Regions from separate parts of the Homo sapiens genome. Here region 1 is linked to region 2. The links are chromatin loops, found by intact Hi-C in ENCODE. Cell type or tissue: heart left ventricle. All regions are shown on one strand. Links, peaks and the distances in the headings refer to the core of each region. The heading gives the core; the rest is flanking DNA.

Region 1 (8,336 bases), core at 266-8,265, 82 kb before region 2:
TCTTTATGTATTCTGTCTGTGCCCGAAATTTCCATATATTTGGTTTCTACATGGTTGGTTATCTGTTTTTAGGAGAGGATTTTGTGGAATTGCCCTTCCCTGCTCTGCAGAAATAAGAAGGAAAGGCCATGATCCTAAGAGAACAGTTTTTGGAATAGAAATTCCTTTGCTACTAAAAGTTATCATTGTGAATGCCAGGCAGTACTGGAGTTCAACAGTGGTATTTTAGTTTCTTTGGGTTTCCTGTAGGTGTATGCTGCTTGATTTAGTCTGGCGCTAACCAGGGCCAGCTACATAATTTGCAGGGTCCAGAGCAAAATAAAAATGTGAGACCCCTTGTTAAAAAAATTATGAAGGGTTTTAAAATAGCAAAGGCACAGCACATTTGCACAGGACATCCACCAATGACACTGGTTCTGGGGCTAACCCATAGCGATTTTGTCCAACCAAGATAATTCACAGAACACCTGCTGTCCTTTGCCTGTTATACCATGGTTACTAAGATAAATACATCTGGCCGGGTGGAGGTAGGATTCTATTAAAAAGCAACTGAACAACAGCAGTTTTTGTAAACTCACTTACTTGCTCTTTCATTCATGAAGTTATCCATTCAAAAGGCATTTATTGACCTCATACTGTAGGCCAGGCCCCATGCAAGGTGCTGGGGACTCCACTCTGAAGCATGACCTTGCCCTTCCCAAACAGTAGCCACAAGCCCTGGAGACAGAGCAGCTTAGACACTGGATGTGGAAATAAATGACCTCTTGATCTCTCTACCTGGAAGTCTTTTCCCTGAGAAGATTGTTGATGGTCCTCCAGAGCCCCATGCATTGAGGCCTTATTGGGTTATTTGGTGGCAAGCAACAGAAGCCGATTCTGCTAAATTATGGGGAAAAAGGTATTTATTGGAAAGATATGGGAGGGCTCCCAGAATTGGAGGAAATGGGGAAAACCAGGCCTTGGGAGGGACAGAAACTCAGGAAGGTTTGGGCAATCTAGGTCAAAGGAAAAATAGTCCCTTCAAAATGCCACTGTAGGAATGAATCAACTTTGGCTTTAAAAACATTTATTGAAAAACTCAGATAGATGGCAGAGAATTGAGTGAAGTCTACTCCTCAGCTCATGGCGCCCTGCCCTTTGGGGTCTGGGCAAAGCCTTGTCTTGTTTTATTTTATATTTTTTCCTTATTTGATCCCTAAATTTCAGTTCCCTCCTCCTCACAGGCAACCACTTTAAATGTGCTTGATTTAAGTCCTTGAATTCTATATATGTATGTATATATAATATGTATATATAACATGTGTATTTATGTATATGTATGTATATAAAACACATAGTGTCTTCGGTATGTGTTTGTTTAAAATGTACATAATTGGCTTTACACTATAGATACAGATAGAGTGGGGAGAGCCACTCTGCTCTCACACACAACACAGGTGGGAAGTGCCATAGGGTGATCACCACTTAGGAGCCGTCCTCCACCGAGGACTCTCAGGAGCTGACGTCAACTCTGGCTCCGTTGACTCTCAGGTGGAATCACTTTGAGGCTTGGACCATTTCCCAGAGTTCCCTCCCAGAGTCATGCACAGGGGCAGCTACTTTAATAAGAAGCCCTTATTGCCTTTCGTCCTCTTCCTGCATCACCTCCTCATTTCCCAGCTGGTATTGCTGGCACCTCCCAAATGCCCCACTTGCACTTGAGTTCTTGCTTCAGGGTCGGCTTTTAGGGAGATCCAAACAAGATGCCGTCCTTATCTTTGCCCTCCCTCTCAGCAGCCTGTCAAGTGATGAGGCTGGGCTCCTGACAGCCATGCTTGGGTAACATGAGCCTGTCCTTCTGCCAGTTGATTGGGCCAGAGAGAGAGAGAGCTGAGTCCACCTGGACCAATGAGAGTCCCTTCTCGGAACTTGGAAATTAGCAGGGATGGTGGGGGGCGGGGAGGGGAGAGAGAGAAAGAAAGAGATGGGCGAGAGAGAGAAAGTGATAGGAGAGAGAGGAGGCAAAAAGAGAGAAGAGAGAGAAATGTGTGTGTGTGTGTGAGAGAGAGAGAGAGAGAGAAGAAAGAAAAGAAAAGGGGAAAGAGAAATGGACAGAATGAATCTTTCCGGAGGGAGGTGGAGGTGGGGAGTGGGAGTATGTGCGTTGGAGCTATGAGCACGTTCTTCCGCAATACTCTGGGGAGCTCAAGTGGTCTGCAGAGAGCAAAATAAAGCAGGTGTGCAGAGCAAAGCATAGGCAAGGCAAAAGTACGCGGAGGTTTTGGCAGCCTTCCAGGTTGGGGTTCCAATCTTTTCAGAGGTCTGGCTCTATTTCTGCATTGACCAAAAAAAGTGCCCAGTTTTGGCTTACACTAGGATGACTTCTTTTACTTGCAGACAGAACATCTATCAACATAACTTTTGCTTCAAAAGTAATTCTTATTAAAAATAAATTGCGTTTTTAGGGCTGTTCTGAAATACATTGGCTCTGGAACTGAGATTTTTATTGTATATTTGTTCATCTGCTTCCCTAGGAGGCACGTTGGCACAAGAAAGAGGTAATTTCCACTTTCTCCATAAGGAAAAGCTAGGGGCTTTCTTTTGAGGGGTTCTTGTGTTCTCTGCTATCTTGGGACCTGAAGGGGCAAGAAGCTGGATTCCTCACACAGGTGTTGGCTGTGTGTGTGGAAGGCCATCCTGAGGGTCAGGAGGCTGGAGATGCCATCTGTGCACGAGGACCTCCAGGACCCACAGGTTGCTGGATGAGGGCACCCCTTGGCCAGCACTTCCAAGGACCTGGCGTGGATAGGACAGTGAGGTTGGCCACTGGGTCCTGCGGCCTTGGGGACGCTGGCAAGGCTACATGGCTGAAACTGTGGTTGATGGGAGGACAGTTGTGAGGGGCTGCCAGGGTGGCAGGGCACGCCAGAAGGGAGAACTTGCTCTTGGCAGTGGCTATGGGCAGCAAAGAAATAGTGACCATTCAGAGCTGAAGGCCATTCAGAACCCTTCCCCATTTCTCTGATGTGAGTAAGCCCTGGGAGTCCTACATGTTCCAGGATGGTAGATCATGAATATTGCCTTTTTTTTTTTTTTTTGAGACAGGGTCTCACTCTGTCACCCAGGCTGGAGTGCAGTGGGACGATCACGGCTCACTGCAAACTCTGCCTCCTGGATTCAAGCGATTCTCCTGCCTCAGCCTCCTGAGTAGCGGGACTACAGGTGCCCGCCACCATGCCTGGCTAATTTTTGTATTTTTAGTAGAGATGAGGTTTCACCATGTTGGTTAGGTTCGTCTCGAACTCCTGACCTCAAGCGATCCACCCACCTTGGCCTCCCAAAGTGCTGGGATTACAGGCGTGAGCCACCACGCCCGGCCTGATATTAGCCATTGTAACCAACCTTGGCAAGTGGTGCTGGGATTGAATTTAATTAAGAAAGTGCAATAAGACATTTGTTACACTCCAGGTGTGGTGGAAGAACTCATACTTATTCCATTTGTACATTTGGTAAGACATTTGTTACACTCCACGTGTGGTGGAAGAACTCATACTTATTCCATTTGTACATTTGGATAACTGTTCTGATTAAGGGTAATCATTCTTCATGGATGTATTTTGTCCTACAATTAAATCTCAGAGGTGACTGTTTCTTAGGAACGTTTTTAGGTGAAAATATAGAACCACTTCCACAATCTATTACAATGGAGAGAAAGGAGCGCAAGGAAAACAGAATTATCTAAGGAATTATCCAGTACCAATTATCTAAGCATTGGTACTGGACCAGTGAGAGAGCAAGTTAAACAAGAGAAACTGCTCTAGAGAAAGACATTTAGGGGACTAAGCCAAGAAGTTCACAGAACAGATAGAAAGACTAGAGAACAACTGCAAGAAAAAGAGGGGAAGCCAAGGGAATTCGGAGCCAAGGTTGTGCCTCAGGTTAGGGGGCCCCCCTGCCACCCCAAGACAGTGCAGGCATTGCTGTAGGTGGAACGCATGTGGCACCATTCTTTGCTTCTGTGTCACTTGCTGAGGACTCAGTGTCCTGTTAGATTGGCCAGACACATGTTGTTTGTTCAGGCTTGGCCTCCAGGGCTGAGGAACAGCAAATGTCTGGCTCTCTGACTACTGTAGTGGAAGGTGTGTGTCCCACCAAGACCGAGGCAGATTCCCCAATATGGCAAAGGGGTTCAGATGCGGAGCAGCCCAAGACCCCCTTGCATAAAGCTATTATGATAGGCAAACATCCACAATGAAAAGCAGCTAACACTGACACCCTTGTGGGCAGGTCGGGAGCATCCATGTCCCCAGGGATATCTCCCAGGCCTCTTCCCGTGCACACGATCTCTCTTCCTTCCCATGTGCCCTTCTGTGGCTGCAATCCCACCTCTATGCTGGTGAATCTGGCATCTCAAGCTTGGTTGCTATCTCCACGTCTCTTACGAGTTTCAGACTGTTACATTCAACCCACTCCTCCACATAGCCTCTTCCATGTCCCTCAAACTAAACTGAACTCATTATCTCTAAGAAAGTCTACGTGTGGGGCAGTGGAGGTCATGGACTCTGGGTTGGATACCTTGGGTTAGAAGCCCAGCTGTATAGCCTTGGAAAAGTTACAGACCTTTTATGGCTTAGTTTTGTCATCTATAAAACGGGGATAGCATCTATCTCACAAGGTTGTTACGCCGATTAAATGACTTCATGGATGGAAAACGATTAGAATATTTCCTGGCACATAGTAAGCATTCAATAAGTTTTTCTTTTCCACCAGATTTAGACCTTTCCTTATTTCCTTTTCTCAGCTAATACTCCTTAATCACATGCACTAGAAACTTCGAAGTCACACTTGACTGCTTTTTTCCTTCTCTTGATATTATAACAGTTTAAAAGTCTACTGACTCAATATCTCAAATGTTTCTCAGATCCTTCTCCTTCTGTCCAACCCCGCTGCCACTTCCTTGGTTTTGGCCACAATCCTCTTTTGTTTGGATAAGAGAAACAGTCCTCTAACTGGTTTCTTAGCCACCAGGTACTTCCAGTTTGTAGAAGGACAAAATTATTTCATGTGATAATCATAACAGCTAATGTTTTTTGAATCTCCACTGTAAACTAAAAAATCTAAGAGCTGGCAGGGAGCCGTGGCTCACGCCTGTAATCCCAGCACTTTGGGAGGCCGAGGTGGGCAGATCACAAGGTCAGGAGTTTGAGACCAGCCTGGCCAACATGGTGAAACCCCGTCTCTACTAAAAAATATAAAAATTAGCCGGGCGTGGTGGCATGCGCTTGTAATCCCATCTACTCAGAAGGATGAGGAAGAAGAATTGCTTGAACCCAGGAGGCAGACGTTGCAGTGAGCCGAGATCACGCCACTGCACTCCAGAGCCTGGATGACAGGGAGAGACTTTGTTTCAGGAAAAAAAAAAAATCTAAGAGCTTTACATGGATTTGTTCATTTGATTGTCACACCAACCTCCGGCATAGGATCATAATTTTTATTATCTCTCTTTGTAGATGGGCAAACCAAGGCATGGAGTGCTTAGAGGACTTACTCAGGGCTGCACAGCAGTAAATGGTCCAGGTGGGATTGAACACAGGCTCCCAGAGCAGACATTTATGTTCTTTGCTGGATCCTGGGCCCTCTGCAGGAGTTTCCAGGAGAGCTGGAATTTTGATTTCAATGTATTCTAAACTAAAATTATGAAACAAATTGAACTTGATTGATTTAATTAAATCTTTTTTTTCTTTTTCTTATTTATTTATTTATTTTTGAGACAGGGTCTTGCTGTGTTGCCCAGGCTGGAGTGTAGTGGTGTGTTTGTGACTCACTGCAGCCTTGACCTCCTGGGCTCAAGCAATCCTCTCACCTCAGCCTCCTGAGTGGCTGGGACTACAGGTGTGTGCCACCATGCCCAGGTAATTTTTGTATTTTTTGTAGAGAGAGTGTCTCACCATGTTGATCAGGTTGGATTTGAACTCCTGGGCTCAAGTGAGCCACCTGCCTTGGCCTCCCAAAGTGTTGGGATTGCAAGCATGAGCCACTGTGCTTGGCTGATTAATTGAAAATATGTAGATTAACACTGGTAGTTTCACTTGATCTGTTTGTCAGGTGATCATTCCTATATACGGCCCTGTGAGGAGAGAGGGCATTTGACAATTTGAGAGACTGACAGATAACGACATGCTCACTCATGTTCACTGCCAATGACTTGTCACATCTGCCAATGACTTGTCACATGTAGCTCATGTGCTACAAGGAGGTCGTGGTGTGGCTAAATAAGTGTGTGTGTGTATATACACACACATATGCATATATACATACATATACATATGTAGCATAGCATATAACTGACTTCTATGTAGAATCTTTTCACGTTTTATGAAATGGGAAGTAGAGAGGAAACATGTATTTCAAGTAGAGGTTTATTCAAGGCAAAGCTCTCAGGAGATTTGTCAGATCTGAAGATGCAGATTTGACAGCAATTCCAAAATTTCTGACCTGTTCTGATGAGTAGCTATCAGTAGATATAAGCTATGTAGAAAATCATCTTGAAAATTAAGAACAACTTAATTTGTCTCTTCTCAATACAGATGACATTTTAATAATGAGTGAAAGAATAATTGATTTTCAAAAGAAAGTTATGTTGCAGTGAGAGCATGTTGAAAACAGGTCTTTGAGATTATTTCTAAATCTTGCAGTGTCCTTCCCTCCCTCCCTTCCTCTCTCCCTACTTCCCTTCTTCCCTCCCTGCCTTCCTTCCTCCCTCCTTCCTTCCTTCTCGTCCTTCCTTTCAGCTGAAAATGATATTTATTAAATATAGACCTCGTACCTGCATTCTTTAAAAATATGGAAAAAGAATTTTCTATTCTGCCCCCAATTTGTCAAATAAAAAATTTCAGTGAGTTTTAAAGACATTTGTTAAAAGTATAAAGTACAACAACTTCTGATTAATTTTTAATAATAGCCAATCAACATTAGTGAAGACTGATACTTAACAGCCAAATTTCAATACACCTTTTGCTTAATATGGTGGATAGGTTTAAAAGATACGTACCAATGTACCAAGATCCTCATTTGGACCTACTTATGTTTGTGAGGCACGTCTTTTACTTATGACAGTCATTAAAATCAAATATCAAAATATGACCTTCAAATCACATGCTAAGCCAAGATTTGAAAAAATAACTAAAATTATTCAATCATATTACTCTCATAGAATATTAACATTACATATAAAGCTTTTTTTTTTTTTGAGATGGAGTCTCACTCTGTCGCTCAGGCTGGAGTGCAGTGGCGCAATCTCGGCTCACTGCAAGCTCCGCCTCCCGGGTTCATGCCATTCTCCCGCCTCAGCCTCCTGAGTAGCTGGGACTACAGGTGCCCACCACCACGCCTGGCTAATTTTGGTATTTTTAGTAGAGACGGGGTTTCACTGTGTTAGCCAGGATGGTCTCGATCTCCTGACGTCGTGATCCACCCGCCTTGGCCTCCCAAAGTGCTGGGATTACAGGCATGAGTCACTGTGCCCAGCCTCATATAAAGCTTTTTATATGGTTGATAAATAAAATATTTTAAATTATTAAAATATTTTCTTTAAATTTTTGTTCTTATATTTCCTAATGTTTCTAAAAATTATATAGAGGCAATCATATGAAATTTATAAACAAAGCAGTATTAATGCACTAGTACCACTTGAATTTTTTCCCCCTGACAAAAATGTTTGAAGGCCACTGCTCAATTTTATAAATATTGTTTTTTTTTTTTGTCATTGTCATTCTGCTAGTCAGAATACTTTAAATTTGCTAAGTGCTTATTTCTGCTACCTTTCTGGAATGAAGATTGTTGCTCTAATTAGATGTTTGCTTCTTGTTTTTTCTTTATATATATTACACATATATGTAGTTTGCCTTATTTTCTAAACTTCAAATTTCAGCTCCTTCTTGGGGTATAGCCTTGTTTCTAACTGATTAATTTCCCCCCACTTCAACTTTTCAGTCTTTTCCATTTTCTTTTTTTTTTTTTTTTTGAGACAGAGCATCACTTTGTCACCCAGGCTGGAGTTAAATGGCGCTATCTTGGCTCACTGAAACTTCTGCCTCCTGGGTTCAGGTGGTTCTCGTGCCTCAACCACCTGAGTAGCTGGGACTACAGGTGTGTGCTACAGCGCCCATCTAATTTTTGTATTTTTTTAAGTTGAAATGAGGTTTCACCACATTGTCCAGGTTGGTCTCGAACTCCTGACCTCAAGTGATCTGCCCGCCTTGGCCTCCCAAAGTGCTGGGATTACAGGCGTGAGACATGGTGCCTGGTCTTTTTTTTCTTCTTTCTGTCCAATTTGTGTGTTAGGTTCAGGGAGTACA
Region 2 (8,336 bases), core at 55-8,054:
CAGTACATCCCAATGGCCACATGTCAAGTGCTCAAAGGGTACACGTTGCTAGTGGCTGCCATATTGGATGTACTGCTTTAGATAATGTTTAGCAGGAAGATAGCTTCAAGGACCCCCGATGGTTGTTCTTTCAACCCCAGGTCCCCAAAGGCCATGGGGTGAAACCTTGGTGACCATCAGTAAGACAGGAAAAACTGACTGTTTTTCCTTCTCTGTACTCTCTCTGACCACACAAATCACTTCTGTGACCAGATGTGTGGGTTTTTGGCACATTGACCAGTTCTCTGCCACCAACTGGGTGTCCCACAATACAATTCAATTCTGACACCATCTACCTGGAGATAGTGTCAGATCCCACAGATTAACGGCTTAGTCTCACAAGACTGCCCCCTACTTCTTGCAATTGTAGGTAGTAGGGCCCAGGTTACAAACAACTTCTGTCCAACTTGGCTGCAAATCTGAGGCTCCCACAGCCTCTTTCTCAGGTTCAATCATTTGCCAGAATGGCTCACAGCGCTCACGGCAAGGCTTTGCTTACTTTAACCCATTTATTATAAAAGGATACAGCTGAGGAACCGCCAGGTGGAAGGCAAGGTATGGGGGAGCGGCGAGGAAGTTCCATGCCCTCTCAGGTGTGCCGCCCTTCTGGCACACATGTGTGTTCTTATTCCTCAACCCGGAAGCCCCCCGAGCCCCAGAGTTCAGAAATTTTTATGGAGGCTTCATCATGTAGGAATGGTCAATTATTAACTCAATCTCCAGCCCCTCAGTCTCCCCAAAGGATGAGAGTTGGGATTGAAAGTTCCAAGCTTCTAATCATAGCTTGGTCTTGCTGGTGACCAGCCCTGACTCAGGAGCACACCAAGGGCCGCCTCATTAGAACAAAAGCACTCCTATCACCCAGGAAATTCCAAGGGATTTAGGAGCTCTATGTTGAGAACCATGTCAAAGACCAAACGTTAGAACAAAAGATGTTCTCCTATTGCTCAAGAAATCACAAAGTTTTGTTTGTTGGTTTGTTTGTTTGTTTGTCTTTCTTTTAGGAGTTCTGTTCCAGAAACCAGAGACATAGGCCAAAATACACATTTCTTATTTTAAATCACAATATATCACCATTGCACAGCCTGTGTGGTGTCTGCAGCCAGGCGGGGCTGCCTGACTTCCAAGCACCTTTCCCCTCCACAGGCTGAGAGACTTGCTCACGGCCCAGTGTCAGGACAGTCAGGATAAGACTAGACTGAGCTGGCTCCTGAGCCAGTATCTTTAGGTATGGTTTAGTAGCTAAGGTAGAATTCAGAACACAACTTGTAAGGTTCACGAATGGCTAACGGCTAAGTGAAAAAATGAAGTCCTTAAGAACTGGCGATAGAGAAGGCAAGGGATTTTATGGGGGGTATGAGTAGGGTTTGATGAGCAAAGTCCCAGACAAACTGGCATCCTTATCATTGTAAAAAATATAGACTTCCTAGCATGAGCCTTCTTACATAGCTTAGCTGTTGACAGATTCCTTCTTTCCTTCCTTCCTTCCTTCCCCCCTCCCTCCCTCCCTCCCTTTCTTCCTTCCTTATTCCTCCCTTTTAAGTGTATTTCATGGGCCTCTCTGTAAGGTGGCTATCTGTTGTGAAGTCTGAGGGGACTGGGTCCCCTCCCATCCCCCAGCCCCTGCTCTCTGGGAAGTCTGCTGGGTGTGCTGGGCCGGCTCCTGGACAAGCTGAAGCCGAGGACTGCAGCAACTCTTCCCATCATCACCCTGGCTGCTGTGGGGAAGCTGGCAGTTTTCTGGAAGACTGCTTGCTTGGAATGCTTAGCATCCTCCCAGGCTTCTGACTCTCCACTGGGGATGCAGAAGGTCTGCATTGCAGTTTAATCCACTACTGAGAATTCCTGTGCTTCTAGAAACCATCCTCTCACCTCCGAGGGACTCCATCTTGTCAGCTGCCCAGAGGAGACAAAACGGAACACTGCCCCATGGCTCAGTGCTTTGCACAGTTGTCAGCTCCTTGGCTGGCAAGCATCAGATTGATTAAAAGGAGGTTTTCTCAGACATAATCCTGCCCACTAGCCAGCCAAACATGTATGCAAAATGAATGGCAGTACTGGGAGGGGCTCTGTCCAGCCACCCTGGACATGGGTGTGAGTGTGCATGTGGGGTGTGGGTGTGTGCATTGTGAAAGTAAAAAGGGTGTGGGGTACAGAAAGAAATGGTCTTGTTTTCGATTCTATCATCGTTTTACGACCTCTGGCTCCATTTCCTCCTCTGGAGTTAAGGGAGCGAACTGTCGCCAGCCAGTCCCAGCCCTGTGATCTCTGCGCTGGTTTGTGTAGGCGGCTCCAGAGACACAGATGCAAGACTTGCGTGTCTCAAACTTGAAAAGGAACAAATTGCTGGGGGAGGGGGAGGGGGAGGGGAAAGGGTGTGGCTGCCTGCACACCCATCTGCCCCTCCTGAAACACTGCCACCCTTGAATGCATATCCAGGAGCTCCTTGGAATCTCAAAATACATCACGTATATTAGGATTTAGCTCCCTGCTCCCCACTGCACACTCACACCCTGCTGCACTGTGAGGATGGGCAGGCTGGTGTCACTCTCATTTTAAAAAACGTGGGTTTGTTCAGCGGCATGGGCTCTGAGGAGACCCTTGGGATGTGTGGATACCAGCTTTGGTAAAACCAGTGAGCAGGTGGCTGGAGGGACACTGTGGCCCCTCCTCTGGGCAGTACAAAGGCCTCCTCCCAGGCCCAGCTCCAGAACCAGGCTCTGTGCCTTGTCTACCTGCTGCCTGGCCTCAGGCCTTCCTCCTCCTCTGAGGGCCCTGGCATCCTAGAAGGCTGGGCTGCCTCTTCTGCCTGCCCTCCTGCTCCCTGTTCAGGCTTCCTACAAACACCTTCTCAACTCCAGAGGCTGCAATTAGCATTTTACAGCAGACAATCCAAGGCTAACACAGATAATGTCATGGACAGCACTGCTTTTATTCCCCTCTGGGATTAATGTCCTATGAATAAACATTCCACAAAGCCTATATTCATAGAAACGCTTATGATGTGGAATTGGAGCCAAATGGTGCCTATGGACAGCCTGGGACAAGGGAGCGTGGAGAGAAGGTGGGCTCAGGGGGAGAGGGGAAGCTGGGGGCTGCTTGCTCAGTGATTTGGAAGCTGCTGCATTGGTACAGTGCCATCAGTCTTCGTAGGCAGGACTTCAGACCAGGCAGGACAGGAGACCAAGCAGGGAGCTCAGGGAACCATGTCAGTCTCCACAGTGGAGTCTGGACTCCGGAGCTCTCGCCACGGTGTCCCACAAGCAACAGAAGAGACTCGGGGGTGGCAGGGTGAGGGAAGTAACACCTATGAGCTGATCCGTTCAGCGGAGAACTGGAGGTGGGCTCATTTGATATTGCGATTGCTCAACATCAAATCCCTTCAGGAGCTGCCATGTGCTTGCTTGACTGATTACATTTTTGTTTTTGAAAATAAAAAAATCTGTAGTATAGACAGCAAAATGTTAAAGCTGATGAGTGGGTACTTGGGCCTTTGATCTATTATTTCTGCATATTTCTACGTATTTAAATTATTTCATAATTTTATATATATATATATATATATATTTATTTATTTAAAAAGGAGGAACTGGATATTCTTTATTTCATTTGGCAGAAGCTGTTTTGGGAAGTCCGTCTTACCCATGCACTTTCCCTTCCCACCTGCTTTGTGAAGGTTCCAGACAGGGCCAGGAACACTGCGTTCCTTGACCGGCAAGGTTTTGTATCCCTGCTCCCCCCTCCCCCTGCACCTCTGCAGAGGAGCAGCACAATTCCAGCTTTGGCATACCCGGGAACCCCGGTGCTGGCCTCGCTGCACCCTCACAGCTCAGCTAATTCCAAGACGTGCAGGCAGCGCACTGCCTCTGTCTCTGCTGTAAACAACCAGCATGAATCATCGCGGAAGTCAGTAGTCATCTCTCCCCCGTTTGCAAAGACTGGGGAACTGCAGCATCACAGGGTGACCCGCTGGAAGCCACAGAGGGAAGATAACCTGGAGGGAAAACTAGAGCTGAAAAGCTGCAGCTGGGATTGAAGGCTGGAGGCTGGAGCAGTGAGCCCTTCTGTTCTGAGTAGGGCTGGGCTCTCCCAGCAAAGGGCCTGTGTCACCAGCAGCGACCGCTCAGGGGAGCCTTGGTCGCTGAATGGCTCTTTGGGTGGTGTGGTCTCCCTCTGGCCAGACCTACAGAGTGGCCCTCCAGCACCCAGCCTTGCTGAGTCCCTGCAGGCCTGCTCTGAGGGAAGGGGCTGATAGTTCAGACGTTCAGAGAAGGTGCCTGGTGGCTCCGGAACTGGTAAGACTATGTTCCAATGCTCGCAGCTGCTAGGAGTTACCAGGAGGACGTGATCAGGAGAAGCACTTGGCTTGAGCAGAAGGCATGGTTTCTAGGAGACTGGAATTGTTTCTTGGACCCCACCTCTACTTCTGTCTTTCCTGGACATTTTGCATCCAGAGTATGCTCTTATAATGTGACCATCATTTTGCTAAACTGTTTGGAATAAATTATACCCGGAATAAAATCTAAGTGCCTAGGGTCCTCTCAGAGAGTTCCCTTGGGTCTGATTTTATGAGAAACCACTTGCTATAGCCTCAGAAGCAGTTAAGACCCCCCAAATATTTTCAAACCAGTGTAAGTGGCTTGGATTTTTAAAAAGTGCTCCTTTTACAGAGAAATTGTAATTTTGTTGTTGAATTATACATTTTTAAGTCAAGACTTGAAGTATAGTTACTACATCATCATATATAAAATGTTTTCTTTGGGTATGGCTGCTGCAGCCCTTAGAAACCAACGTCATCACTGAGAGTGTCACAGACTTTAACAGTCCAGCCTTCTGTTCCGCCAGGGCACTTGAGGATCTGTTCTATTTGCTGCTTTAAAATAACAGCCCTCCCTTATTCTGAGGAGAGGCAAGGATCCATCGGCCTGGACTATTTATCAGTGGTTTCTGAAGACAGGAGAATGTTTATTTTGTGAGAACATTTGTCCTACCTTAATTTGCAAGGGACTTAAAAAGTAGCCACCATGAAACACAATAGTAAATATTTGATTCTTGTGAAACAGGTTAATGTTTGTGATGGAATTTCTTCTACATCAGAGCACCTTAAAAATCATTTTCCAATGGTCCCAATTTTTGTGTTTTCAGAGCCCTTGGACAGGAGGCGTTGCAGGTGCCGGGCATTGGAGGGACCTCACGCTCCGCGTTTCCTTCCCTAGCAGAGCTCAAACGACCTGCTGCCGCATCGGGCATTGTTCTCTCCCTCCTCACCCAGAGGAAAGTCCCCATGGCCCATTTTCTGAGCTGTGCTTTTCCACTCTTTCGTAATCTATTATTGTGACCTTGAGATGCAGAGAGAGAAGGCTTTGGCAGGACGCACTGCCTTTGGAACCAGAGCTGCTGCTATCTGTGCCCTGGACCACATGCTCCATGGCCATGGCCGTGCCAGTCCTACTGGTTCCTCTGCAACCGCCACCCAAGTCAGCGCCTGCAGGAGCGTGGACACTGAGAGGACTGGGACAGCGAGGAAAGTGTGCTTACAGAAGGGCCGTGTGTGTGTGTGTGTGTGTGTGTGTGTGTGTGTGTGTTAGAGATGCACAGAGGTACAGACACAGGAAAGAAAGAGACCAAGAGAATCTGCCTTTAAAGTAGACTTCAAGTTATTTGTTTCTAGGACTGTACCTGATAGATTTGATTCTCACCAAACTCAGTTGCAAAAACTCTATCCAGGGAAAGGAATCTGCAAGCCGGAGGCACGGAGCCGTGGGGACTCAGGGGCAGGAGGACTGTGGTCACCCTTGGGTCCCCACACTCGTGTCCCCGTTCCCTGCAGCCCCGTTCTTCTCTCTGTCTTCACCCTGCTTTGCGTGGGCAGATGCTCCTGCCAAAGCTTACTTCATCAGATGAAATGAAGGGGAATCTGATTTGCCACTAATTGGACTTAGTGTAGGCAATTAGGGTTAAGCTGCGATGAGGGAACCACCAGACGCTGGGATTTTCATCACAGTCCTGAGAAATTCTTCCAGAATTTAAGTGGTTGCAAATCACGATATTAGTTTACAGTGGCAATATTTTAAATCAGTTTAAAACAGGATATTGGCCGCCTGGAAATAGCCAGCTCAGGCATTGCCGTTATATAGATATAAATGTACATAATGTGTGTATGTGCATATATGTGTCTATACACAGACATATACACATATATACACACATATACACATACACTGTACACTTCTATATTTTTATATATACACCATATATATAAAAAGATAGTCAGTGGTGAGACTATATATGCATATCTCTCGCCAGGTGAACAAGGGCATTTAACAGGCACACAGGGTGTTTCCCTTTTCCTTTTCTCAGTTGCCTCATCTTCAATTCCTGTCTGGAATCAATCATTCACAGATAATGAGGCTAGAGCAACAGTTCCTGGGCCGTCTATCTCCTCCCGTGAAAGGAGTTTTCACTCTGCATGGGGCTTGCAGTATTTTAAGCCATCACCTCATCAGCACTTGTGGCGATGCTTCTGCCATGCCGCTGTTCAAATCTTAGAGCCTGCCCTGCAAGCAGAAGCATCCATTTCACCTACTGGTGCATTCAGTCATTTCATCCTTCACTTAGTATCCAACAAACACTTACTGATTGCTTGCTCTCCGGACAGCCCTGTGGACACCACCAATGGGGTGGGAGATGCATGTGTTATGTGTGACTGCATACGTGTGGTATGTGCGTATCTTCATGTGTCTCTGTGTATGTGTGTGCTATGTGAGTAAGCATGTGTATGTGTGTGTCTGTGTATATATAAATATATGTGTGCCTCTGTATCTCTGTGTGTTTGTATCTGTGTTGCGTGTGTTTGTGTGTGTCAGTGTCTGTGTGTGCGTGTGTCTGTGTCTCTGGGTATGTCTGTGTGTGCTTATGTGTGTGTCTGTGTCTGTGCATGTCTGTGTGTATGTCTGTATGTGTGCATCTGTCTATATGTGTGTATGTCTCTGTGTCTGTGTGTATATGTCTATGTCTCTGCGTGTCTGTGTGTGTCTGTGCATGCATGTGCATGTGTCTGTGTGTTCCTGTGTGTATCTGTGTGCCTGTGTGTGTGAGCTCACAGCTCTGGAACTTACATGCAGAAATAGGCATACACAATCGTGCCCACACACACCAGTTGCATGCTTATTCCTACTCTGTGGCTCTCAGGCTGCATGAGTAAGTCCCCAAGCCATTTCCCTCCCCGGTCAGAGCAGCCACCTGCTTTCAGGACAGCAGCTGCCATTTATGTTTCCATTTCTGGCACCCAGTGACCTCGCTGAGAGCGGCTGAGGAGAAACAGACACCGACACCCCGTCCTTATCTGCAGCAGCTCCCACAGAACCACAAAAAGGGGTATCTTCAAGGGTGGTGGCACAAAGCAAGGACGGCGATGACGGGGGTCAGGAAGCTGCTCAGGACATTGCATCGCCCCAAACTTTCTCCCCACAAATGCAGTTGCCTCTGCCCTGATTACGATTCCTGCCAGATACTCCGAGCAGAATGCACTTTTGCCATGGCCAGGCATTTTCCATGTTACTCTGTGCCAGCGGTGGCTCTGCATCTGAGACCTGCCATTCTGCACACTCAGGATTAGGTCTTAGTTTGGGAGCTGGGGCTCTCGGTCACTCCCAGCCCCCAGCAGGCAGATGTGCAGACCCCCTCGCAGGGGACATGCAGTGATCAGAAAGATCTAGGGAATATGGTGTGGTAGAGCAGCCCCGGGGACTCTCTAGATCCGACCCCAGAGGGTAAGTGGGACGTGGCAGCTTTCATTCAGCTGCAGGGGAGGTGAAGCCTTCCTCTAAGCCCCTGAAATTGACAGGTGACAGCGTCCTGGCCGCCCTTACACACTCTCCGCGCCTCCCCGGCCTTGGCGCCCACTCTGGCAGAGCTTGAGGAGCCCTTCAGCCCGCCGCTGCACTGTGGGAGCCCCTTTCTGGGCTGGCCGAGGCCGGAGCCGGCTCCCTCAGCTTGCGGGGAGGTGTGGAGGGAGAGGCGCGAGCGGGAACCGGGGCTGCGCGCGGCGCTTGCGGGCCAGCGCAAGTTCCGGGTGGGCGTGGGCTCCGCGGCCCCGCACTCCGAGCGGCGGACCGGCCCGCAAGCCCCGGGCACTGAGCGGCTTAGTGCCTGGGCCAGCAGCTGCTGTGCTCGATTTCTCGCCGGGCCTTAGCTGCTTCCCCACAGGGCAGGGCTCGGGACCTGCAGCCCACCATGCCTGAGCCTCCCCCCACACCGCCGTGGGCTCCTGCATAGCCCAAGCCTCCCCGACAAGC

What was found. Hi-C counts contacts between places; a loop is a spot of excess contacts. Peaks named below come from ENCODE experiments on the same cell type or tissue, not always from the same donor. Only the 100,000 strongest peaks of a DNase experiment are listed, where the experiment ranks them.
Region 1: it touches region 2 in a loop (2.2-fold over the local background); 11 of 110 quality-filtered maps call a loop at or near these places.

Annotation. Positions count from the first base shown.
Region 1 is chr6:6,828,356-6,836,691 of GRCh38, reverse strand. No RefSeq gene overlaps it. Among named protein-coding and RNA genes, the nearest start is that of LINC03055, 53 kb to the left of the region's middle. In heart left ventricle, for the core only: no CTCF peak of the experiment used is centred there; no DNase peak of the experiment used is centred there.
Region 2 is chr6:6,745,772-6,754,107 of GRCh38, reverse strand. All of the region lies in intron 2 of LOC101928004 (a long non-coding RNA gene), which reads left to right. It overlaps LOC105374901 (a long non-coding RNA gene), which reads left to right. Exons shown (of 2, transcript NR_187807.1): 2 at 1,583-2,202. Among named protein-coding and RNA genes, the nearest start is that of LY86-AS1, 130 kb to the right of the region's middle. RefSeq lists enhancers at 2,241-2,858, 3,479-4,096. In heart left ventricle, for the core only: CTCF peaks have their summits at 3,973 and 4,172; DNase peaks (open chromatin) are centred at 3,947, 5,467, 7,377 and 7,935; H3K27ac peaks cover 6,165 bases.